Linked DNA regions of Mus musculus: regions 2 and 3 are each linked to region 1. The links are chromatin loops, found by intact Hi-C in ENCODE. Cell type or tissue: left cerebral cortex. All regions are shown on one strand.

What was found. Peaks named below come from ENCODE experiments on the same cell type or tissue, not always from the same donor. Only the 100,000 strongest peaks of a DNase experiment are listed, where the experiment ranks them.
Region 2: it touches region 1 in a loop (4-fold over the local background); 3 of 42 quality-filtered maps call a loop at or near these places.
Region 3: it touches region 1 in a loop (5-fold over the local background); 5 of 42 quality-filtered maps call a loop at or near these places.

Annotation. Positions count from the first base shown.
Region 1 is chr6:146,277,721-146,285,720 of GRCm38, reverse strand. The region is part of intron 37 of Itpr2 (inositol 1,4,5-triphosphate receptor 2); the gene reads left to right. Among named protein-coding and RNA genes, the nearest start is that of Gm35596, 62 kb to the right of the region's middle. In left cerebral cortex, a CTCF peak has its summit at 4,038 (motif pointing right); DNase peaks (open chromatin) are centred at 1,803, 3,493, 4,052, 7,794 and 2 more places.
Region 2 is chr6:145,386,994-145,394,993 of GRCm38, reverse strand. It overlaps the pseudogene 1700073E17Rik and a transcript of Lmntd1 not described here. Among named protein-coding and RNA genes, the nearest start is that of Gm38926, 43 kb to the right of the region's middle. In left cerebral cortex, a CTCF peak has its summit at 4,970; DNase peaks (open chromatin) are centred at 4,864 and 7,435; H3K27ac peaks cover 1,237 bases.
Region 3 is chr6:146,402,183-146,410,182 of GRCm38, reverse strand. It overlaps Itpr2 (inositol 1,4,5-triphosphate receptor 2), which reads left to right. Exons shown (of 57, transcript NM_019923.4): 10 at 4,381-4,425. Among named protein-coding and RNA genes, the nearest start is that of Itpr2, 96 kb to the left of the region's middle. In left cerebral cortex, CTCF peaks have their summits at 127 (motif pointing left) and 4,591 (motif pointing right); DNase peaks (open chromatin) are centred at 140, 4,649, 5,099 and 6,699; H3K27ac peaks cover 272 bases.

The DNA.
Region 1 (8,000 bases):
TTGTTTCTATCCACATGCCACACCCTGTTGGGCTTCTTGAGGGCAGACTTGATCTTCACTGAGAAGCGTCCAGTGTTTAGCACTTTGCTGTGCACACAACCATTGCTCGGCGATGGCCTTCACACAGGCCTTATCACTGTAAGGATGACAGCAGCCTTTGCTGCTCTAGCAGAGGAGTCACTTGAAATCCTGCTTTGCATATCCTTGTGCCCCTACAAGAGGCAGGTTTCTCACACCTCACACACCTGCAAAGTCAGACCAGCTGTTCAGACCTTTAGCACAGGAGGCGGGTGGAGGAGCCGTGTCTCAGACACAGCAAGTGTTTAGTGAGGTGTTGTAGCGGGCACCCACTGTGAGGTCTGCAAAGCAGAAAGGAAGATGGAAAGGTGTCATACCCCAGACCCTGTGCCAGGCTCAATGGGCGCTCAGCTTTGAGAACAAATGTGGTTCTGAAGGACTGCCAGGAGGAGGGCTTCCATTCCCGCACCCGCTCCCAGCTTTGAGAAGAGCCTGGGAAGAATGTGCTAGAGACTCGGCTAATGGCCTTGAGAAGACACACCCTGGAGACTTTGAGCCTAGAGCAATCCCTGAACAAAGCCAGGACTGGCTGCAGCATCCCTAAGTGCCGACCCCAACAGTGTCAGAGCCCCACAGCCTAACATGGGGTAGATCTGGTGGTGCAACTGTTTGGAGAAGGAACAGGCAGTCTGAAGAAAATCTGAAAATCAAGCATCGGCTTGATCTGTTTCAGGATGAGACCGCTCATAGCCAAGTGAACCCGCACCAAAATCTTGTTGTTACTTTGTTCTCACATCTGTATCTAGAAGAGCTGTCAGCTAGGTAACATGCTATCTGCATCCACTCAGATGTAGAGACTTGCAGAGACTCAGACTCCTAACCTCCCTTTTAAAACTAAAAAGAAAGGCAGAGGGGGAAAGCCTTCCAGTAAGTGGCTCGTGCCTCTAAGCTGGTAGATTGTGAACACAAATCCCGAGTTTCTCCTGCTTCTTTCTACTGTGTTACATTGTGAGTCAGGAATTAAGTAATGCTGCTAGACCAAATGCTGCTTACATTCCATCTCATTCTGTCAAGCTCCGGCTGCAGACTCATTTTTCTGCCTCCGTCTTTATTTATTACCACAGGTAGTTCAGATAAAGGGTAATACAAGGAGTGGCTGTCCCAGAAGACTAAAGCTAGCTCAAGATAAAGTGATTAGTCTCCGAGACCACAAAATTCCAGTCTCTCCACAGTACTGAAATTCCAATTTATCCATCAGTCTGCAGGCACAGGTTCCTCCAGGAGGCTTTTGTTTACAGCCGGACACAGATTCTTCTCAAGAATTTTCATTTATACTGTAATTCATTTAAACCATGTAACAATTAAATCACAGAGAAATCACCACCGAGAAGGTAACAGATGTGTCAGAGTTTACACAGCAAAGCACAGTGGAGTCAGGACAGATCCCAGCCCGTGTAGCTACAGAGTCTACAGTGAGAGTCTATGTTCCTGTGTGGGGCTGCCTCTCATTGCACTGAGGCGGCAGCCACAGAGCTGTAGGAGTGCTGCACATGGCTGCGGAGGGAGAGAGAGCTTTTTGTTAAGGCAGTGCAGACCACAGACCACATTTCATCTGTGTTTGATGGTTTTCGAACATCTACCACGTACTTCAGTATTGCATCGGCTTGGTTCCTGCCTGTTCCACCTGGAGCCCAAGACTCTGAAGCCTTTCTGGGATACTCCCTCCTTTAAGCAAAACAACACCATCGGTTTGAGTGTTTGCAGATTGCCCAGTAGAGTTGGAGGTTCAGTTTTTTACAGTTGTTAGCTTTTGTCTGAATTGCAATTATGATTCAAATCTCAGACTCCACTTCTTACATAAGCATAGCCTGGGAAAGCAAGAGAAATGTGTTAGGCACATAGCTTGGTATGAGGAGCCCAGGGTAATGTATCTAGTGAGACCTTGGGATGATTTGAATGAGAGAGAGAGAGAGAGAGAGAGAGAGAGAGAGAGAGAGAGAGAGAGAGAGAGGGGCAGGCCAAGGGTACTACAGAAATGTGTACTTAAGTGATTTCTATTTGAAGCATCAAGCCCACTTACTTCAGGTTCTCTTGCCCTGTTAGAGTATAGTCAAGTGGGGCGGGTGGGGAGAGTTGTTGGTCCCATAGCAAGCAATAATCCCACAATGCCAGTGAGGGATTGCTATATCAATATACCAACCTCCAGGGTGCATGTAGCCATTGATTTATGAAAAGCATAGTTTGTGACCTATGGAGAATTGGTCATCTCTTAGGCGGAGTCAGACGAGACTTCTGCCTCCCAGGCTCAGCGTCTTATTTCTGAAAAGGACAGCCCTGATAGAAATTTCATTCTGCTCTTCCCAGTCAGTGAACAGTGCAAACCTCAAACCCTGTAGAGCCACCCTCCCGGGGTGGGGGTGTGGGCAGCCTTTGTTTCCCACAGGCTTTGCTCCCCATCTCCCAAGTTCCTCTTCTCTCCCTCTGTGACCTGTGTCCCTTCCCTTTTCCTGGGAGAGCTCTCTTCCCCAGGCCCAATGTTTTCTCAGCTCTTCATTGGTTAGCCACTAGCTTCTCCCTCATCCTTGGAGTCAGGAGCTGCGGGTGTGTGTGTGTGTGTGTGTGTGTGTGTGTGTGTGCGCGCGCGCGCACTTCTCCACTGCTCCCTCAGGGCTGATTCCTATCCTACCTTTAAGATCCTAGCACTTTCTGGGGTGGAGGCTTTGACTACATCATCCTGACACCTGCCGATATTCCCTCCCTTCCCTCCCTCCAGCCGACCCTTAGGCATATCTAGTGCTATAGGCGACACCCACTAGTAACAGGGGGTTTCCTTCCATACCATCCTGCTGTTAATACTCTAGCCTCTCAGCTCTCAACCTTTGCCCCTTCTGTGACCTCTCTGCTCCATCACCCTTCCTGAGACGCCCTGAGAGTTTGCACCTCTAGGAGCCACTGACTATGCAGCCGCTAATCTGGGAATCCCAACACCCAGCCCTGTACTCTGCTGTCCACTCCCTTTGCTTTCAGCTGTGCTGCGTTTGGCCATCCCTGGACTTAATCAGGACTTCAGATCCCTCTCACTTCCCACCCACTCAGCTCGTTCATCCTAGTGTATATTAGTCTCAGGCTTAATAGTCCACTGGTGAGCAGCTGAGGCAGGAGACTAGCTATTTATCCCTAAGGCAATCTTGTGTAAAGGAGGCAGGGTTACTTCTCCTAAGGTGTTGGAATGTTGTTGACAAAACATGAGGCAAGAGATGTGAGATGGGCTACAAGGACAAAACACCATGCTTTCCCCGGCACAACTTCCACAGATGGACTCTCAGATGAAGTCATTTGGCTGGCTTTCCATCCGCGTCTCACCTCTTTCTGCATAAAGCCAGGATTTTGAAAGTTCCCTTTCAAGACAGCTTCTGCTTGGTTGTGAACGTGGGCACTGTGTGATCTCCAAGAGTGAAGTGGCTGAGGGATCCTGAGGCTGAGAACATATGGGTGACAGTCTGCTTCTTCTAACAAGACATCTGCTAGGCTCTCCCGCCTCGGAGCATATGCTGTGGTTTGCCAATTGTTTTCATAAATATTAATCTCTGAGATCTCAACTGACAGACAAGTTGTTCTCTTGGGTTCTTTTCTTATTTTCACACTCCATGTTTGAATGATTCTGCCGCATTACAGTGAAAACTTTTTTTTTTTTAAATACAAAGTTTATATTTTGAAAAAGGGGGCTACCAAGTGTTTAAAGACAAAGCATGACTTTTCCCTTTGCATTGGGATTTTCCTTCTTTCGTAGTTTTAACTAAATATTTTGTCTTGCATTGGTTTGTGGAAGCACGTGATTCACTCCACCCTTCACCAGTACCTCAGGATGGCATTGAGTGATCGGTTGGTTGAGGTAATTATTCTGTCCTCCTCTAAAAGGATAAATGCATATGTCTTAGTCCAAAAGTATGAATTTTAAACTTGAATCATGATTATGGACTGTGAATAGTTCAGAGACTGTGCGCTTGAATCAGTGCTCTCCAGCAGGTGGCGCTCATGAGCGAGGTGGTGGAAATGAGGTCGCATCTCATTGGTGGAAATGATTCTCCGGGGCGGGGCTTTGAGATTTTATAGTCTGGCCCCATCTCTTGTCCTGTGTTTGCGACTACAGACACCACGTGACCAGATGCCTTTCACTCCTGCCAATGCCTTCTGGTTCCCTTTCCTTCAAGTTACTTCTTGTCAGCTCGCAGCAAAAGGAAAAGTAACTAAAATATACGTTAGGTTAACACGGAATTCCCAATCAGTGAGATAACTGCGTAACCCTGTATCGCGATCAGCACGCCCGCTGCCTGCACTGTTATTTTATGGCGGTTGGCAGCTGTATTGACCATATGTAGCTCTGCAGTCTCTCTGCGGTTCAGAGGAAGATTTTAAGCCACGTGCTGCTGAGTTTCGGCTTGTTTTTTATCATGTGGCACTCCTCGCTTATTCAACTGTTTTCTCTAGAGGCCAGTTTTCAGAGCATTTTAAAGGGTCACGATTATTGCAAAATAATAAAATCATTTTAATCTCAAGAATGGAAGGTATCCCATCCACATAGGTGCTTGATCTGAAATCTGTCAGGCAGTTGGCATTTTGTGTGATGCTGAGGATAAGAAACAGCAGTTGACAACATTTGCAGGAATGCTGTGTGGTCTTCTTGCTGTGTGGTCCTATTACTGGGTTAGACAGTCTCCTTAATTAGCCACCTCCTAGGCACTGGACTCAACCAGTCGTCTTTTTCCAGGGCATATTTAAGAGCCCCCCCTCCCCCAGTGTGTGTTACTGCATGAATGTGTGGAGGTCAGAGGACAACCTCTGCTGTGGTCAGTCTACCTTGTTGCACACGGGGTCTCTGTGTCGTTTGCCATGTTCCTGTTTAGCTTTTATGGCCAACTTGATACATCCCACAGTTATCTAAGTTAACACATCCAGGGAATCACTTCCATCAAACTGGCCTGTGGGCATTTTTTATTGCTAATTGATTTAGGAGGACCAGCCTACCATGGGCAGTACTATCCCTAGGCAGAGGGCCCTGGACTGTCCAAAAAAGGTAGCTGAGCAGGATCGAGAGAGAAACAACTAGTAACAGTTACTCCATAGTTTCCATTCAGTTCTTGCCTCAAGTTCCTGACCTGACTTCATTCACTGGTGGCCTGTGACCTGGAAGTGTAAGCTAAAATAAGCCCTTCCTCCCCTAAGTTCTTTAGTCAGAGCGACAGAGAACCAAGCTAAGACAGTTAGCATGCTAAATGTACCAGACTCTCTGGCCCTGAGCTTCTGGGGACTCTCCTGTGTGCACCCCTATCCCTGGTGTAGGATGCTGGGGTTGCAGGCATTGTACCACCACACCCAGCTTTACACAGGTTCTGGGGATCTGAACTCAGGTCCTTCTGCTTGCACCGTAAGCCCTTCACCCTCTGAGCCCTCTTCTCAGCTGGAGGGGAGATCTTCATGAGCGATCTGAGCGTTGGTTTATCTCTTCACTCCTTCATTCTTGATTTTAAAAGTAGAACACCACAACGGAGGAGAAGACATAGATAAAGTGACCTCTTCTGAGAGCCATGGAGGAGATATCTGCATCCTGCTTCTCTGGTGGGCTTGCAGGTGGCTGTCATGTCCCCTCACGTCTTCAGTCATTCTGCCTTTGCATATATGCTTATCCAAATTTTCTCTTAGCATGACATTAGTTGTACAGAATTAAGGCCAGCCCAATGGCTGCATATTAATTTAATGGCCCCTTCAAGGATGGTTTTTTTCATTCAGAGTTGGGAAGTGGGGTTTGGGGCAGCAGGACTTACCTGTGATTGTGGGTGGAATATGCTCAGACTGACACAGTTTCGTTCTCTGGTCACCCCACTGTGGGTCATATGTGAATGCCTCCTGTCTGCTTCTTGTGTCCTTGTGCAGAGGGCAGGCACACTGCGGACAGCAGGTCTTTGGCATACACTACAGAATTAGGAAGGTGTTTTGAAACATGTTTATCTAAACATGTTCAAACCAACAAAAGAAATTTAAAAGGGTTTCTGCCTTCCTCTTGGATGGTATCCCTACGTTCAAACAAAAGAGCTGACTGATAGAAGTGTTCCAATGACACTGAGACCTCTGTGTGGATGTCTGAGCAGAAAGTTTGATTGGGTACTGAAAGAGCTACTGTATAGAAAAAAGCAATGTGGGAATTGGAAAATCCATAGAATTTTTAAGTTTTCATGGTCACAGTTTTTAGCCCAGTGATGCAGTATGCAGTATACAGTCCCTCCAATTTTTATTGACCAGTTTTAATGGTTGATGTCCTTTGGTATTTAGCAGTTCTTCTGGGGTATCCTTTCATCAGCCTGGTCCCTTTCATAGTAAATGCATGTATAAATACTTTATCCAGGTCCCTGATGAGAGCTTGGGGTTGAGTGTGTAGGACTGGGTGGTCTGGGTTTGATTGTCAGCAATGCAAAACAAACAACAAACAAACAGCAAACAACAAACACCCTTCGCCAAAAACTGTGCCTTGTTATGGAGTAGGCACCTGTCTTAGTTAGGGTTTTACTGATGTGAACAGACACCATGACCAAGGCAAGTCTGATAAGGTCGACATTTAATTGGGGCTGGCTTACAGGTTCAGAGGTTCAGTCCATTGTCATCAAGCTGGGAACATGGCAGCATCCAGGCAGGCATGGTGCAGGAGGAGCTGAGAGTTCTATGTCTTCATCTGAAGGATGATAGCAGAATACTGACTTCAAGGCAGCTAGGGTCTTATAGCCCACACCCACAGTGACACACCTACTCCAACAAGGCCACACCTCCTAATAGTGCCACTCGCTGGGCCGAGCATATACAAACCATCACAGCTCCCTACATTCTGTAAGTTTTCATAAGTCACAAATGATTTTGCTATTCATTTTGGAAAGTAGCCAGTCTTTAAAAGGCTGGTGGTCGCTTCTAAGATGCATATAAAGCAGTGTTAGGAAACAGCAGTTTTAGCCCCAGTGACTGATACAGCTGCGTCTCCATGTGTTATTCCTTATGCCCTCTATGAGAGATAAAAGTGAAAGAGTAAGTTCTCATCATTTTAATGAAGACTGTGACTCATGCCAGTGCTTCATGAACATCTTGGCTTCTGCACTTACCATGTCCTATAGCAGCATCTTACCTCTCAGTAATAAAAATTCTCCATGTCAGTTATATTTTAAACCAGCTTGCTTATCCCAGTAAGAGAGGAATAGGCAATCAGAATTGGGGAAAATGAAACTTGAAACCTGGCCTGGTGTCTCAGTCTTGTAATTCCCAGATAGTCAGAAGGCTGAGGCAGGAGGATTATAAGATCAAAATCTACCTGAGTTTAAGGACAGCCTGAGCAACTTAGTGAGATCCTGAGGCAAAATAAAGAGTAAAGGGTGGTTTGGGGGTGGAGCTTAGAGGTGGAGGGCTTGCCCAACATGTTTCAGACTCCGAGTTTAACAGCCAGAGCCTCTGCATGCATGCATGCATGAATGAATGAATGAATGAATGAATGAATGACTGAGCACAACTTCAAGGTATGAGCAGAATAAGCCACTGCCCTCCAGTAGGTACCAACATAACTGTATGGCCATCGCTGGTGGTTTCTGTTTCCTTGATGGTATAATCTCCCCCTGAGGTTTCAGGGCCCACTGCTTTGCTATGACACAGGAAGACCGAATCTCTGCCATTTAGATAGATTTGTGTGTTTGTATGAGCGCAGTAAACACCACCAAGGAACATGGTGGCAGATTCACACGGGTGGGCGAGGAGACAGCACCTGTGGAAGGTGAGACTGAGCTACGTTGTTTTTAGAAACAGAAGGAATCCAACCTACAGAACAGTAGCCATGGGAACAGCCCCAGAGGTGCTCCTCTGAGCCATAAGGAGTGGGGGAAATCTAGGAGCGTTAAGAGAAAACAAAAATAAAAACAAAACACAGACAGCTAGCAACAAACCCAGTGTTTACG
Region 2 (8,000 bases), 890 kb after region 1:
AAGTTCATCTTCATGTTGATATGTAGGAAATTTGTCCAATAGGGTGGGCTAATGCCCAGGAATCATTAAGCTATGTGATAGTGATAGGAAAGGTCTATTAGCAGCAAGAAGCAATCCTGCCATGAAGTCTCTGAGGAGACTTCTTGTATCTCAGCGCTCACCCATCACAGTGTTACAAAATGGTGGGCCATCTCCTGAAAGCTCACTTGCTTGCTTTAGCCTTTCCTAGATGGCTTCTGACAGACCCTGATGGAGAAGTTTTTATGTCACTGGCTTTGAGATTCCAAAAGGCCACATCAGGCCCGTTTAACTCTTTCGGCCTCAAGGTTGTGTCTCAAGTAGTTCCCAACCGTGGTGCCCATGTCAGGCCTACATGCTTGTTGCCTGGCTTCTTACTGATGATCCTGACCCTGACCCTCTGAAACTGTAAGCCTGAATGAACACCTCTTTCATAATTGACTGGTCACGGATTCTAATCACAGCAATAGAAACATAGCTGAGCCAGGCAGCTTTCTGGTGTTTTAAGTGTTTCCTCTAAAAGACAAGGACAAGGCACAGCCAGGTCTTCCTGAAGCTCCCGTTTGTCCCCACATTTCTGTGCTCTTACCTCTCTGACTTAGCATCATCCTTTGGTTCAAGGTTGGAAACAGCACTGCAGCCCTAATGTGTGAGCGCTCTGGCCCATACAGTGAGACATTAACAGAGTGCCTGTTCCTCACAGCCTGGTGTCCCCCATGTACTGACCTCTCGGCGTGTCCTCAAGAAGAAGACAGGCCAGATTCTCCACCTGAAGATCTAAACGCGAGAGGCTGACCTGGGAGCTGGGAACCGGGCTTGGAGCAGAGCTCCGGTCCCCTGCAAGAGCAGTATGCACCTAACCCAGGGAGCCAACTCTCCAGCTCCTACAGGAAGCATTCATATCCCAAAGGACTAGCTCCTCTGAGGGCGTCAGTCTCACAAAATACTGCAAGAATCCAGGTCTTGCTTTCAGTGTTGCTAGCCCAATAGATTGTCAATTATTGAGACAAACACAAGCAAACCCAACTTCTGCCCCGGGGTCTTGGCTAATGGAATTCCTGCATGACAGTGTGTGCAGTCCATGTGGGAGTTCTTCAGCAATCTGGCAGTGATGCAGGCACTCTGAAGAGACTTGCAGAGGCGCACGTCTCTCAGTCCGACTATCAGGGTGTTGAAACAACAGACCCCAGCCAGATAAATGAGAATTTTCCAGGAAGCTCATGCTAGTCAATGGAACCGGCACCAGCCAGAGGGGAAACTTATCTCTTGGAGAAAGATTTCACACAGATCTAACAACTCATAAGACCAATGTACAGGATGAGACTCAAGCCCAGACAAGGCTGGGTCCATACTGGGCAGGGCCACATCTTGACCAGGACTAGTTAGATATACATATTTCTAGCCCTCTATTTAGACTGGGACTTCACTTCATGACCCCAAAGAACTAAGGGAATGTTGCTGGATGTCTTTGTCCCTCTCCCCATGTGGCCACATTGAATAAACCACCTTCCTCTGCCTCACACCTTTAACTTCGCTCTTTTTTTTTATTACTGGCTTCTTGAGTATGGGTTGGTCAACCTGATTTAGGGGTTGTGACCCCTAAGTTGATAACTGGACTGAGAGCTGTATATGGACGAGAGGCAGGACACAGAATGCTGCAGAATCAGGGCTTTTCACCAGCCAGAGAACACTGGTAAGGCTTGGGGGGCTTTTCCTGTCTGACTAGCCACCTGTTATGAACTTGCTGACCCTCTGAGGCACACTTGATTACACACTTGATTACAGAACAGAGCAGAACACAGAGCTTGGTGGAAATGAGTCTAGGTAAACATCACCAGCTCTGGCCTCAGGCATCACCACTGTTCTAGATCTGTAGACTGAATATGCCACTAATTCAGGGTGTTAACCCATAACCAGTCACAGCTCAGATTCTCAGCAGGTAATCCTGTACACTGGATTAGGTTCTCCTGATGAAGTACTAGTGATAAGTCTTTCTGTGAACTGAGCTGTGGGCATTGATCCTTATTCCTAATGGCCCACACTAGATGTAGGATGTCTTAGAGCCCCTACGGACCTGCCTTGAGACCTTCCTTGACAGCTAAAGGTCTCTAGCAGACCCAAGCATGGCAGACATGGAGCCAACAGGTTTTGCCTTTCTCTCTCCCCATTGCTAAACCACAGATTATATTTCTAAAGCTAGCCACCAAGGTCTATTCCTTTATTTGACTACTTCCTCTTGAGGCTGACTACCAATGTTCAGTTATCAAAGTATTCAAGTACAGCAGTCAATGCCCCCTTTGGCTGCCACAATTTGTATGCCATTCAAAACAAACCAACTCATCCTAACACAGAGTTTCCTCTCTCCTTTGATAAACTGCCGTTTACCTGTGGATCATGTCTGCCTCCCCTATTGTCAGGAGCAATCTAGGAAAGGCTAAGGCTAGCAGGTGACCGTCCTGGAGATGACCCACCATCTTTGCATGGTTTGTGATGGGCGCACTCTTGAGAGACATGGCCATGGAGCTGTGAGAGCATCCAGGATTGCTTCTCGCAGCTGTTGTGCCTTTCCTACCAATACTGCATACCCTAAGGATTCCTGGGCATCAACCCACCCTACCGGTCACATTTCCTGAAGAGCAACATGAAGATGAACTTCCAGGAATTAATTATGTTTAGATGAATGAATGATTTAATGTAATTCCTGATTTGATTAAAATACTCTTAAGAAGAAAGGGTTTTTTTTTTCTTCAATTTGCCAAGCTGTGACTTTATTAACTGACCAGGTTACAAAAATATCATGGGTGACACCTTAGTTCATCCATCTAATAAGCTTGTTTATCTGGTCGTCCCTGTTGCCAGCATCTCCACCTTCTACAACGTGAGTTCTGTTTTTCTTCTTTCCACCTTGTGGGAAGGTCATTTGAAGCCACGGGAAGCTACTTGCTTTCTTGAATCCTTTTCCAGCTGTTTAGATCTCATGACCTAGATCCTCCATGCAGGCGATGCCAAATGTACCAAGAGATCGAGCAATCAACGAATTATCTGTCAAGGCGATCCGCTTCTTGTTGATTTTGCCATAGCCTCACTTGTAAATGAGCTTGTTTACTGACTTCAGGTTGGGATACCCCCGTGCAATGTACGGTTCCACAATCCGCAGCATGATAATTGAAGCCTTGTTGAGCTTAACAAAGGTGCCAGTGAAGATCTGTAGAAGACGAAGAAGCTGCACTACCTTGCGGACTTTTGGGCTTACTCCTCTGATACCTCGGATTGTGATGACAAAGGCCAGTTTTGGTTCTGCGGGCACATTGAAGTTCCCAGCTCTCCTTGCCATCCTGGCCATCCGAATCGCAGTCCAGTATGTCTGCCTATACTTGTGGTAGTGCCTTGCCTTCTCACAGCTGAGCTTCCTCCTTCCCTCTCGCAGTGTCTTCAGGGCAAACTTCTTCCTCGGGTGATTCACCTCCAACTCTGCGAAATTCCTTTGCTTTTTCTTAAGGGTTTCTGGCACAGCGGCAACCTTCTTTTTCTTCTCTGGAACATCCTCCATGCTTCCAGCCGGAAAAGGAGTGAGGAGGAAGAAAGTTTTAAGAGGTGGTTTTAGTTGTTTTGCTAGAAAAGTTATATTCATGAATAGAATGTGCCCACGCCTCATGATGGTAAGTAAAGGCTTCATAATAGGAAGTACAATGAGCTTTCATAATTATAATAAAAAGATAAATAAATAGGCTTGGGACAAATCTGCGTTCAAGGGAAAATATTCAGGGTCAAAGATGAAGCTACAGGTGTGCACTATGTTAAGGCAAGGCCATGTAAAAACTGTGGCTCTGAACTTGTAACGAGCTTACAGTGTGAAACACTGCTTTGAACTTGTTATCGATACCTTCCTGTAACTCCCCTTTTTTGTAACATCTTCTCTATGAGGTAATTCTTTCTTACATAGAGAACTTTTGCCTTAAAGCTATAAAAAAACAAGCCAATAAAGGAAGGTGGTGCAGCCATTTTCCACTTTGCTGAGTGTGAGTTGTCTGTGTGAGCTCTTTCCCTTTCTTTTCTCTCTGGTTTAGAAAGCATTAGCAAGCTCTGAGCCTCTCAGCTGGCCCTCCAGGGACTCCCGGCAGACTCCCCAGAGAAAGAAGCTCTATTAATAAATCCTTTTACTTAATTTCCAGCTGCTATACACATGTTAATTCACTAGAAATCAGCACTTATTTAAGCACAAAGAGTTAAGTTTTCAGTGCTTTTTTGAAGCACAGAATAGCAATAAAGAGTTAAGTTCCCAAAATTCAATAAAGCACAGAGAGTTAAAGAGGGGGAAAAAAGCCAGCTGTCTTCAACCACAGAGTAAGCAAGAGAGTGTTAAGTTTCCAGAAGCCATCAGCTTCTAGCCTCCAGTGCATTTGTAAGGCCAGAGATTATCAGTCTTGTGGCTTTCATCCAATGCTGTGATCCACCTCAGCTCTGAAACCCAAAAGGTTGGGACAGACACTGGACACTCTCTATCCAGAGGCAGTGCGTTGTCCATCTGAGGCAAACGTTTCTTCCCCCCTCCCCATATTCCTTGCCCCTTCCCCCTAGTTCTCCATAGTCCTGTCTCTTACTTTCTGCCCTCCGTCCCTCTGGAGCAAATAAGTCTCCTTTGTGCTGAGAACTTGGTCTTGGTGTGTCCTGTGCTTACTCCAGTCCTTTCCTACCAGCCTTAGCCTTTCCCGGATGTCTCCTGACACCCTTCCATCTCTGCACTAACTGTATTGTTTTCTTTCAGCCCCCAAAGTGACTATCAGCTTCCACAGTTCTCCAGTCGCCACGTCTCCACCATCTGTTCGCTACAATGTTGCTGTCAGCTGCCTTTGCTGATCCTGTCTGCCCAGCTTCTCCCTTACTGCATCATGGTACACTGTGTGGGAAGAGCGAAGGAGCCAGCATGCTGGGCTCTGCTCATGCTGGTGAAAGACATTATTACATGGTTTTAAGATCGCATAACACCAGGGCGTATCAGCACTCTCTCATCCAACAGAGGAGACCAGAGCCTAGGCACTCTCCTGCCTAGCTATTACAGAGGCCTCAGCCTATCCCAGGAGGGAAAACAAACTTTCTCCTGTCCGTTCCATTTTAAGTGAGATAACTGTTCCTATAGGTCATCCTGACATGGATTTCCCCTTTCCCTTGATTATCCGCCATTTTCCTATGGATCATGTCAGTCTCCTCTCTATCCAGAGGCAGTCTGTTGTCCCTCAGGGGCAGATATCCCTTCCCCCCTCTCATAGCCCTTTCCCCTTCTCCCCGGTCTGTCTCCTGTCTCTGTCTCTTACTCCTTGCCCTTTGTCTTGGGTGCCTTTGGGATACACCTTAGACATTTTAAGGAAAAGCTAATTTGGAGCCAACACAAAGGGAATGAGAGATCAGAACCTTTTTAGAAACCATTGAGTAGTCTGGTGACCTACCAAGAAGCACTTTGATGTTCATGCCCAAAGCCCAGCCTAAGTGGTTCTTGTAAAATAGCCACCATCTTATGAGTTGAAAAGCTCTGCATACCACCATATCTGCATTAAAGCTATAACCTAAGTGTGCGCATGTTACACGGCTGAATTAATGGGAGAAAATGAATGATAAAAGCATGGCGAGAGCAGAAACTATACAAAAAACGATTCCTTCCTCATGCACACCCTGCATGTGTGCGTGTATCTCTTCTCTGTCCCCCTGACCAAACTGTCTAACAAATAGAACTTAAGGGACAAGAATGTGGCTCGGGCGCTGTCCCTGTGCTCTTTGAACAGCATCGGGCATGTCACAGTGTTGTCACTTCACTTCTTAAAAGACGCAGGGCAATAAGGAGGAGCATACAGGAAATGGCCAGCGAAAGACCAGAGTCTGCACAGAACACACTGAGACCAAGTTCTCAGCACAAATGAGATTCCTTTGCTGCGGAGGGACAAAGGGCAGGGAGTAAGAGACAGACAGGAGACAGAGGACTAGGGAGAAGGGGAAGGGACTATGGGGAGGAGGGAAGGGATAGCTTCCCCAGAGGGACAATGGACTGCCTCTGGATAGAGAGGATACACACATGATCCATAGGAAAATAAAGGTTTATCAAGAGAAAGGGGAAGCCCGTGTCAGGGTGAGTTGCTTTGTTTTAACTGGATATGTTAACTAGGTGAGCCAATAGGGGGCTTCTGGCTACCAGACTCCAATACTTAGATAGCTGGACCTGTGTGGTCAGCCCCAGGAGGAGGAAATGGTTAATAAGGGACTAGACCTTGGTGGCTAGCTTTAGGAATATAATCTGTGGTTTAGCAAGGAGGAGAGAGAAAGGCAAGACCTGTCAGCACCATGCCTGCTCAGGCCCACTAGGGCCCTTCAGCCAGGGTGACACCACCCCCAAAACCCACCTCCCACATCTCACCAAAGGTGAGCTGATTATGAACCCATCAAGAAATCAATTCATCCATTAGGCCTGAGTCCTGGCTGTCGCATAAAGCTCCACCACAAACACACAGATCCGCAGAGCAGTGTGCTTCACTGGGTGTTAGTTACAACTGAGTAGATAATCACAGCTCCACACCATAGTGAGTATGCCCAAGATCTACTAATTACAATCTTAATCTAAGAGTAGCATGTTAGGAAATTCTCTAAATAGCTCAACTGTGTATTTTTGTAACAACTGGAACACATTTCTAGTCTGGTCGTATTATCTACTTTTGCTTCTCAAAACCTTCAGGCAGATAAATTAATTTTTAAAATATGTGGTACTATACAGGCTCATCTTACTGAGCTATAAAAAGTGACATTCAGGCATATTGACATGAATGAACTGACATAAGCCAGGCGCTAAAGAACATGGAATGTGGGGGTCACTTTATCTCAGGAGAGAAATCTACAGAGCTCAGGAGCACGGCCCAGCTTTCCTGGGGTCTGGAGTGGAAAAAGGGGATGGGAAAATGTTTACTGTGTGGGTACACTGAAAAGGCTCTAGAAATGGACTCTGGGGACAGTTGTCCAGACTTGTGGATGAACTTAAGACTGTCGTACTGACCACTTAAAGATGGTCAGGACATTTGCCACCAACCTCTGGCAGTACCTGTCGAGGATCTGCAAGATGAGAAGCCACAGTCTATAGCGTCTAGAAGAACCCCTTACTCAACGGGATACTTTCTCACGTGCCCTGGTGGGTCTAATGATCCACATAGGCACCACCAGTGTTTGGGGTGGAGTAGACAGTCTAGCTGCTGAGAACACGGGCCCCGGTATCTCTGCATTCGGCTCCAGACTCAGGTAGACTTGTACATTTTCAGAAAACGGTCCATTCCACTTTATGCCGAGATTATGCTATTAGGCATCACCTCTGAGTTCCAAGCTGACTAAACTGTGTGGGCTGTTCTGTTTCATGGTTGCCATAGAAACAGTTGCCACAATGCTTTGGAGAGAACAGAAGGGACTCTAAGAATGTACAGATAGTGTTGGCTTTTCCTGGCTTCTGATCTCTTCAGCAGCCTACGTCTGTGATGACTCCACATTCACAGTGGGAATAAACATCCAGAAAGGTCTGTGACTTTGGACAATAAACACTCTCCTAACAAGCTTCTCCTACCCCCATCCCAACCCTTTTCCTCAAAGATCAGTAGTAAAAACACAGAAACCAAGGATTACATAAGCTTCAGGTATCTCCAGTTACCTCTCCGGCCCACAGAGGTATAGTGAACATAGTTAAAAAAAAAAAAAAAAAAAAAAAAAGCTTCCTGACATCTAAAAATAGCATAGTCCACTACAGCCAAGACTGCACCTAATAACCAAAACTCAGCAACATCACTCACTCGAGATAAGACACAGCCCTGGAACCCCACAATACCCATGAAACAGTATGTAAGCAGAGGCCAGGAGCAATGCTATATTAACTACGAGTGTCTAGCTTCTCACTCTTGACAAGACACGTCCTAAATCCAAAACAGGTTCTACCTCAGGTTTCCGTTGTGTTGGAGGACTGT
Region 3 (8,000 bases), 120 kb before region 1:
GAAACAAACACCAACTAAAACAAAACCCCAAAAGCAAAACAACAGCAGCTAGCTAGGGAAATGGCTCAGCTGGGAGATTGCTTAAGCAGATGACGGCTATCCCTGGGACCTGCAGTGTGGTTGGCGCTCCTCGCTCAGGTTGCCAAAGGGTCTGGTGCCCTCTTCTGGTCTCTACAAGTACTGCACCTGCATTCAGGAACCCACTTGTGCCCCCACCTTCACCCCCACCCCCAAAGGACTAGAAAGCAAGACTATGAGCGTGAATCATGGGCTTCTGTGATTTCAGTCTGTTTCCTTCTGTTGTGTGAGTGTAAGACTGCTGGCATCCTGCATCTGACTCGGTACAGTTAGCGAGACTCTTGTGGCGACCTGACTTTCTCTTCTGCACACTGCACTTTAATTGTGTGTTTTGATGAAGGCTACCTGTCGATATTGCCAGTAACCACTACATTCTCTCATCCACTCTCTCCACCTTGTGGACCCTGAATTTGATCTTGGCTATCTCACGGTCTTATAAATGCATGAAATATTCTTAGAACTCGGGTCATTTCCCCACAGTGACACCTCTCCTCCCCGGTTATAGGCATCACAACTTGGGAATCAAGATAAGCATATCTTTCCATGGCAGTTTCTACACTTAGATGCTGATGACTGTAAACATATAAGACTGATGTAAACATCATTCATTTAACAGCCTCTTTCGTGCGGCATGATCTTCCCTTTAGCTTAAAAGCCTCTGAGGTCCCGGGAAATCTTTCCTTCAGCATAAGAGCCTATCTGTGGAGTCGTTCTGTTTTGGCTCACACCTTTCTGTTTGCTGGAGGCAGGAGAGGAGATGTTGCAGTCTCTTGGGGTGTGGCTTGCATTCCTCAGACCTGTCACACATGGCTCTGTGTGACATTCCCGTCAGTAGCCCACATCTCATCTGTGAAGAATTAAGGATTAAGAACATTTCTCAGAAGGGGAATTGTGAAGTTAAATGAATGAACTCTCAAAAGCATTTTTAAAGAAACATCACACAAGAGGTTCTGCAAACTCAAATTAGTCCTACTTCTCTTACTTGTGGTGATCTCTCTCCCTTATCTCCTGATTAAAATTCAACCTGCCCTTTAATGGTTTCCTTGAACACCAGGAATAATTATTTTTTTTAATTTTATGCATATGAGTATACTGTACTGTATGTATGTCACTGTTTTCAGACACACCAGAAGAGGTCATCAGATCCCATTACAGATGGTTTGAGCCCCCATGTGGTTGCTGGGAACTGAACTCAGGACCTCTGGAAGAGCAGTCAATGTTCTTAACCACTAAGCCATCTCTCCAGCCTTCAGGAATAATTCTTATATAAATTAGCTCATCACAGATCACTCCATCCCTCCTGTGACCTATGTTATTTACAAATTATTCATTTCTTTCTCCTAGCTCTGGTCAAATTCTGCTTTGTAGTATAGCTGACCTTATTTATGTCTTATTTTCCTTCTGAGGTCACAGGGTTGGTGGCCAGGGATAGGAGTCTTGCCTAAAATAGCACAGGCCACAAAGTTTTCTCCTTAAAGATGCTCTGTTAGTGTTTATTACAAAAGTTCTCTCTCTCTCTCCACCATGCCTGACTTACAATTCAGTTTTTTTCTTTTTTTTTCTTTTTTTTCTTGTATTTTCTTCAATTACATTTCCAATGCTATCCCAAAAGCCCCCCCCCCCCCCACTCCTCTACCCACCCATTCCCATTTTTTGGCCCTGGCATTCCCCTGTACTGGGGCATATAACGTTTGCCTGACCAATGGGCCTCTCTTTCCAGTGATGGCCGACTAGGTCATCTTTTGATACATATGCAGCTAGAGTCAAGAGCTCCGGGGTACTGGTTAGTTCATAATGTTGTTCCTCCGATAGGGTTGCAGATCTCTTTAGCTCCTTGGATACTTTCTCTAGCTCCTCCATTGGGGGCCCTGACAATTCAGTTTTTTAGCATCATGAAATATTTTCCTTTAAAGTCCTAAAATATCCAGGAACTGCCTTAGCACAACTTTTTCTTCCTTCTTTAGCAACATTCTTCTTTATGCATCATTCACTAATTACTTTGATAACTACGGCTGTTACTATATTTGGGGAAGAGACAAAGTAGTAGACTTTGAGGTGTGCATAATTTATTGTTTACAGCTAATGTCTGTGAATGCATGTGGCTGTAAGTTTATTTGGGTGTTTTTCTTTCTCTCTAGTAGTAACTTTTCTCACAGCCATGACACAATACTATCAACAGCAACAGAAGAAGAAATGGCTTATTTTGCTACAGTTGCAGGCTATGGGCCATCTTGGTGGGGACGACAAGGTGGCAGGGCTCTGAGGCAGTCACCCCGAGGAGCAGAGCCAGATGGATGCTGGTGCCGATCTCAGTTTGTCTTTTTATTCAGCCTGGAGCTCTTCAGTCTGTGAGATGTTGTTGCTCCATTCAGGACTGTCTTCCCTCCTCAGTAAACCTCTCTGATTGTAAACCCAGTCAGGCCCACAGTGACGGCCCATGTCATCTTTTTTCCTCCCTCCCTTTTTAACATTATTAGTTTGTGCTTTGCTGACTGATGGAGATGACTGGCAAGCAGACAAAGACAGGGATGTGTGACTTTTACCCACACAGACCTGTGGACATCATGGGTCTCCATAGGCTTGTGGCTCAGTCTCACATGTCCACAGATCTGGGGCTCAGTCAGACTTCAAAGACTTGGGACTCAGTTATGCATTTCCATAGTTTTGGGCTCAGCCATAGGCTTCACAGACTGGGGGCTCCATCATAGAGTTTCCCCCTCATTTTGTAGACAAGGACTCCCAGTTCTCTGGGACTGGATGACTTTTCCCAAGGCCCGAAGCTTTAAAATAAAAGGCCTGGGTGCTCTTGATAGGGTTTAGAGTGTGGCATGGTCTGTGGTAGAACATGGGCAGCACCGCCAAGGGCAGAAGCTGTTTTGTGTTGGGCTTGGTTGGGTGGATTCTCGTTTCTGTTTACATCCTGCTTATGTGTGAGCCATGGCTCTGAGCTTGGATTTACTATTACCTGGAACTAAGTATTCTAATTCATCAAATGTAACCCTTTGATACAGCTTTAGATACAGTCTGGCTAACTTTGCATTGGTTACATTTCTGTTACTAGATAAGATACTCCAACACAGGCAGCTTAAGGAAAGAAGGTTTATTCTGGTTTACCTGTTTCTGGCTACATTCCATCATGGCAAGGATGTCACAGTGGCAGGAGCTCACTATGGCTGGCCACATCCACAGTTCAAAACAGCTTGCTTCTTAGTTTTAGGTGGTCCAGGATCAAGACCCAGCAATGTTGTCTCTTACTTTAGTGGACTCTTCTCCGCCACACTGGCGAGGTCAGAGGCTAAACTAACCTGGGTAATCCCTCACAGGTGTGCCCAAAGGCTTGCGAGTCCGGATTCTGCCAAGTTGTGGATCACTACTGACCCACAGATTATATACATATATATATATATATATATAATATAAATGTAATATATTTATATAATATATGTTAATAGATAAATAAATGTAAAATAAAAATATATATCTGTGATGGGATTTATGTATAGTACATAATGGCTATACATAATTATAATATAAGGAATATAAGAAACAAACAAGAGTACAAAGCCAAAGCCCACGTGACCATGTGTCACAGCGCAGATGACACCACAGACGACAGCTCCTCTCTCCCTCAGCCCAGCTCTCTTCCACCATTTTCAGATAAATGAGCTCTGAGTGAAGCCACATGGTGGGTGGATTATGGTTTTGTTTTGTATTTTTATTTCTCTAGTACAATACTTCAGTTGTCGTTCTAAGTCCTCAGTGGCAGGGCAGCTGGCTGTTTGTCATGAAGCTCTGTTGACTCTTCTTCATAGCAGAGTGCTGTCCCTATGTTCTCATGAAGTGTGGTTCCAGTGGGCATGCCACCTGTGGCTTCTTCTCCTCTCCCCATGTCTCGTAGTGGTTCCTAGAAAACCCCCTGCCTCCATCTGCCCCTCTGCCTTGTGCCCTGTTACATTCTGAGCGTTGCATCATCTCTGATCATGAATCTATTGGTCTATCAAACCTGCTTGGCCAACCACACTTTGGTAAATTCTTTGGGTCTGGGTTCCAGGTCAGTAGTGGGATCACTGGAGGAATCTTCTTTGTGTGTGTGGTATTTAAGCATGTTCACAGTGTATGTGTGTGTGTGTGTGTGTGTGTATGGGGGGGGGGGAAGAGGGAGAGACAAGGTGCATGCTGGGATTGATCTCAGATCATCCAGCTTTCAGTGATGCTTTATCCATTGGGACATCTTATGGGCCCAGGTTCAGCACATTCTTACTGGCACTTTTAATTTAAAACAAATTTTGCTTTGTTTTTCAGCTTAATCCTGACTATCGAGATGCTCAAAATGAAGGAAAAAATGTGGTGAGTAGACTTTCCTGTCAGTTTGTCCCAAATGTTCCACATCTTATTTTATACGAATAAATCAAAAGACATTTTACTAACAAGCTTGAAGACTAGGACCCCATTCTTAATTGAAGGAATGGTCAGAGAAGCATGTGGGCTCAGATGCTATCCCCATCCCTGCCAGCAGGGGGCGCTAAGGGAATTCCTGCCTCTTGAAGGCTGGTTATTGCAAGACGCCGAGGCTTCTGGGAAATAGGCTATGGTAGGTCTATGTTCAGTTTCCAGAAGTACATGGAAGTACTATCTAAAAGGGGGGCGGGCAGTGAAATGGTTCTTGGGTGTTTCCGGAGGGTCTGAACTCTGTTCCCCAAACCCATATGGTAGAAGGAGAAAACCAACTCACAAGAGTTGGACTTTACATGTCTGTTGTGGCATCTGTCCCCCACATCCATGCACATCCATGCACATACATACATGAAAACTAAATGTAATAGGAAGTTATAAAGAGGGCTGGAGGGGTAGCTCATGATACAGGGTTTACATGTGAGGCTGTAGGTTCAGTCCTCAGTACTGGGGGACAAGTTGCTTCTAGGAAGGCACCCATCAAACCTTCCCACTGTGTGGCTTAATTACAGCTCTGCTCTGCTTCCTGCATGGACGGTGGCCATGCAGCTGGCTGTGTGGGTTGAGCAGAGTGGGTGGACACAGAAAATGCAGCTTCACGGAGCGGTTAGGAAGCAGGATTCTGTGCTAAGCAGTAGACTCAGGGTGACATCCCTTCTCACTAATCAAGCCTTGTTTGGCTGCGCTGCTCTCCTCCTAATTCCTCAACTCCACTAAAGCTGAGAAGAACATGCCTGTGTTTGAGAGCTTGTCCCCAGATTCACTGCAATCACACACAGGGCAGGTGGTCTGCATTCTGGACTGTGCCAGTCTCCTGTGAGAGACCGCCAGCAGCAGAGGTTTGGTTTAATGAGCCTGTCTCCAGAGCCTCAAGTTTGACTGTAAAGAAAACTGAGCCCGTGAAGGTGTAGTGCGCACAGTGTGGCTTCTTGTTCCATAATCTGTTTGTCACATTGCAGTAATTACACTTCTGTCTGAAGAGGAAAGGAGAAGGGTTGTTAGAGTCGATCTGCAGCCTGTGACAGAGAAGATCAATTTCCCAAAACAGAGCGCCGGCCTCTCACGCAGAGTTCCAGTAACAGTGATGGCGATGATGCTGATTTTCCCCTTAATTTTCCCCGCGTTGGCGACTTAATGACCTGCTAATATTTTTTCCTGTAATTCAGAAACCTTTATCAAAACGTCACCTTCCATTTTGGAAGTCTCAGAGGTTAATGCAGGGTGTTGCAGAAATGAGGCTGTGTGTGTCGGGGCTCCCATTAAGGCCGAATTGCTGTGTTCACTTTACAAAGGGGCCCATTATTTCCAATCTTACAAATGCAGCTTCCCTGTGCACCCGGTAGACATTGGCACCGTGTCAAGCCCAGCTGGGAACCTGATGGTCATTATTTCTTCTCGAAGGTCCACATTTTTTCAGATGGCTCTGCAGAGGGGATTTTTTTAAAAAAAATTCTCTGCAATGCCATTCGTATTACCAAACATATTTATGTGGCAAGGGATCTGATTATTTTGAAGGCAGTTCTGTTGGGGTCTCACAGCCTCTGCATTATTGGCACAGTGGACCAAATAATTCTTTGTGGTGGTGGCAAGATGAGCTCTGTATGAGTAGTGGGGTGTCCTCTGCCTAAGTCGTAGCGGGTGTTCCCTCAATGGTAGAGGGGCACCCCCTGGAAGGCAGGCTGATGGCAGCATGCTGATCTCATCTTACTGGGTGTTAGAAGCTTCACCCCACCCCAGCTCTCAGCTGTGACAACCAAAAATGTGTCCAGAAATTTTCAGATGTCCTCTAAGCATCAAAATCCTCCTATGTGGCCAGGAACAGACCTGCGTGTGTTTATACACATGGAAATGTTCTAGAAAAAGGAGACTGTTGAAGAAGCACTTTCAAATTCTGATCTGTAGAATTTGGAGATGGGGGTTTAGGTTCTGTCAGATCTTCACATTGCCATGGGTTTCACTCCAGGCTCACTGGCAGTAAGATGGGCAGACTTAGAAAGCAGAAAGGATCCCTCAGGAAGCTCTGGGGATGAGGCTTACAGAGACAGAGAAACTCCCGGCAGCTTCCGGAAGCAGCCTGGGATGTGTGGCTTCCCCAAGCAGAGTTGGAGGTTGGGCTGAGGAGGGAGGGGAGAGCCATGACAGAAATGTGGCAGCCTTCTGCAGCCTGTACGTCAGCTCCAAACTCAGACAGAGCTTCTCCCAGCACGTCTTAGGCTCCAACAGCACAGAAATGTGATGTTCAATCTAAAGTCAGTGACTCACCATGACTCAACACAAAGGTGTCCTGGGGTGCCCTGAAGTACACCTTTCCAGGAGAGGGGGCTGGAGCAGGAGCACAGCCATCAGCTCCCTTGTGGCTTTGAATCAGGGCAGGTGCCTCCCTGTGCAGCTCTCCCTGTTCAGTGCCTCCCTGTGCAGCCCAAAGTGTGCAGTGCCTCCCTGTGCAGTGCCTTCCCGTGCAACCCTTCCTGTGTGGTGCCTCCCTGTGCAGCCCTCCCTGTGCAGCTCTCCCTGTGCAGTGCCTCCCTGTGCAGCCTTCCCTGTTCAGTGCCTCCCTGTGCGGTGCCTCCCTGTTCAGTGCCTCTCTGTGCAGTTCTCCCTGTGCAGCCCTCCATGTGCAGCCTTCCTTGTACAGTGCCTCCCTCTGCAGCCCTCCCTGTGCAGCCCACCCTGTGCAGTGCCTCCCTGTGCAGCCCACCCTGTGCAGTGCCTCCCTGTGCAGCCCTCCCTGTACAGCTCTCCCTGTGCAGCCTACCCTGTGCAGTGCCTTCCTGTGCAGCCCTCCCTGTGCAGCCCTCCCTGTGCAGTGCCTCCCTGTGCAGCCCTCCCTGTGCAGCTCTCCCTGTGCAGTGCCTCCCTGTGTAGCCCACCCTGTGCAGTGCCTTCTTGTGCAGCCCACCCTGTGCAGTGCCTCCCTATGCAGCCCTCCCTGTGCAGCCCACCCTGTGCAGCCCACCCTGTGCAGTGCCTTCCTGTGCAGCCCTCCCTGTGCAGCCCTCCCTGTGCAGCCCTCCCTGTGCAGTCCACCCTGTGCAGTGCCTCCCTGTGCAGCTCTCCCTGTGCAGCCCACCCTGTGCAGTGCCCCCTGTGCAACCCTCACTGTGCAGTGCCTCCCTGTGCAGCCCTCCTTGGGCAGTGTGCAGCCTTCCCTATGCAGTCCCTCCCTGTGCAGCCCTCTTTGTGCAGTTCTCCCTGTGCAGTGACTCCCTGTGGAGCCTACCCTGTGCAGTGCTTTCTTGTTGCAGTCCACCCTGTGCAGTGCCTCCCTGTGCAGCCCTCCCTGTGCAGCACACCCTGTGCAGTGCCTCCCTGTGCAGCCCACCCTGTCCAGTGCCTTCTTGTGCAGTCCACCCTGTGCAGTGCCTCCCTGTGCAGCCCTCCCTGTGCAGTGCCTCCCTGTTCAGTGCCTCCCTGTGCAGCCCACCCTGTGCAGTGCCTCCCTGTGCAGCCCACCCTGTGCAGTGCCTCCC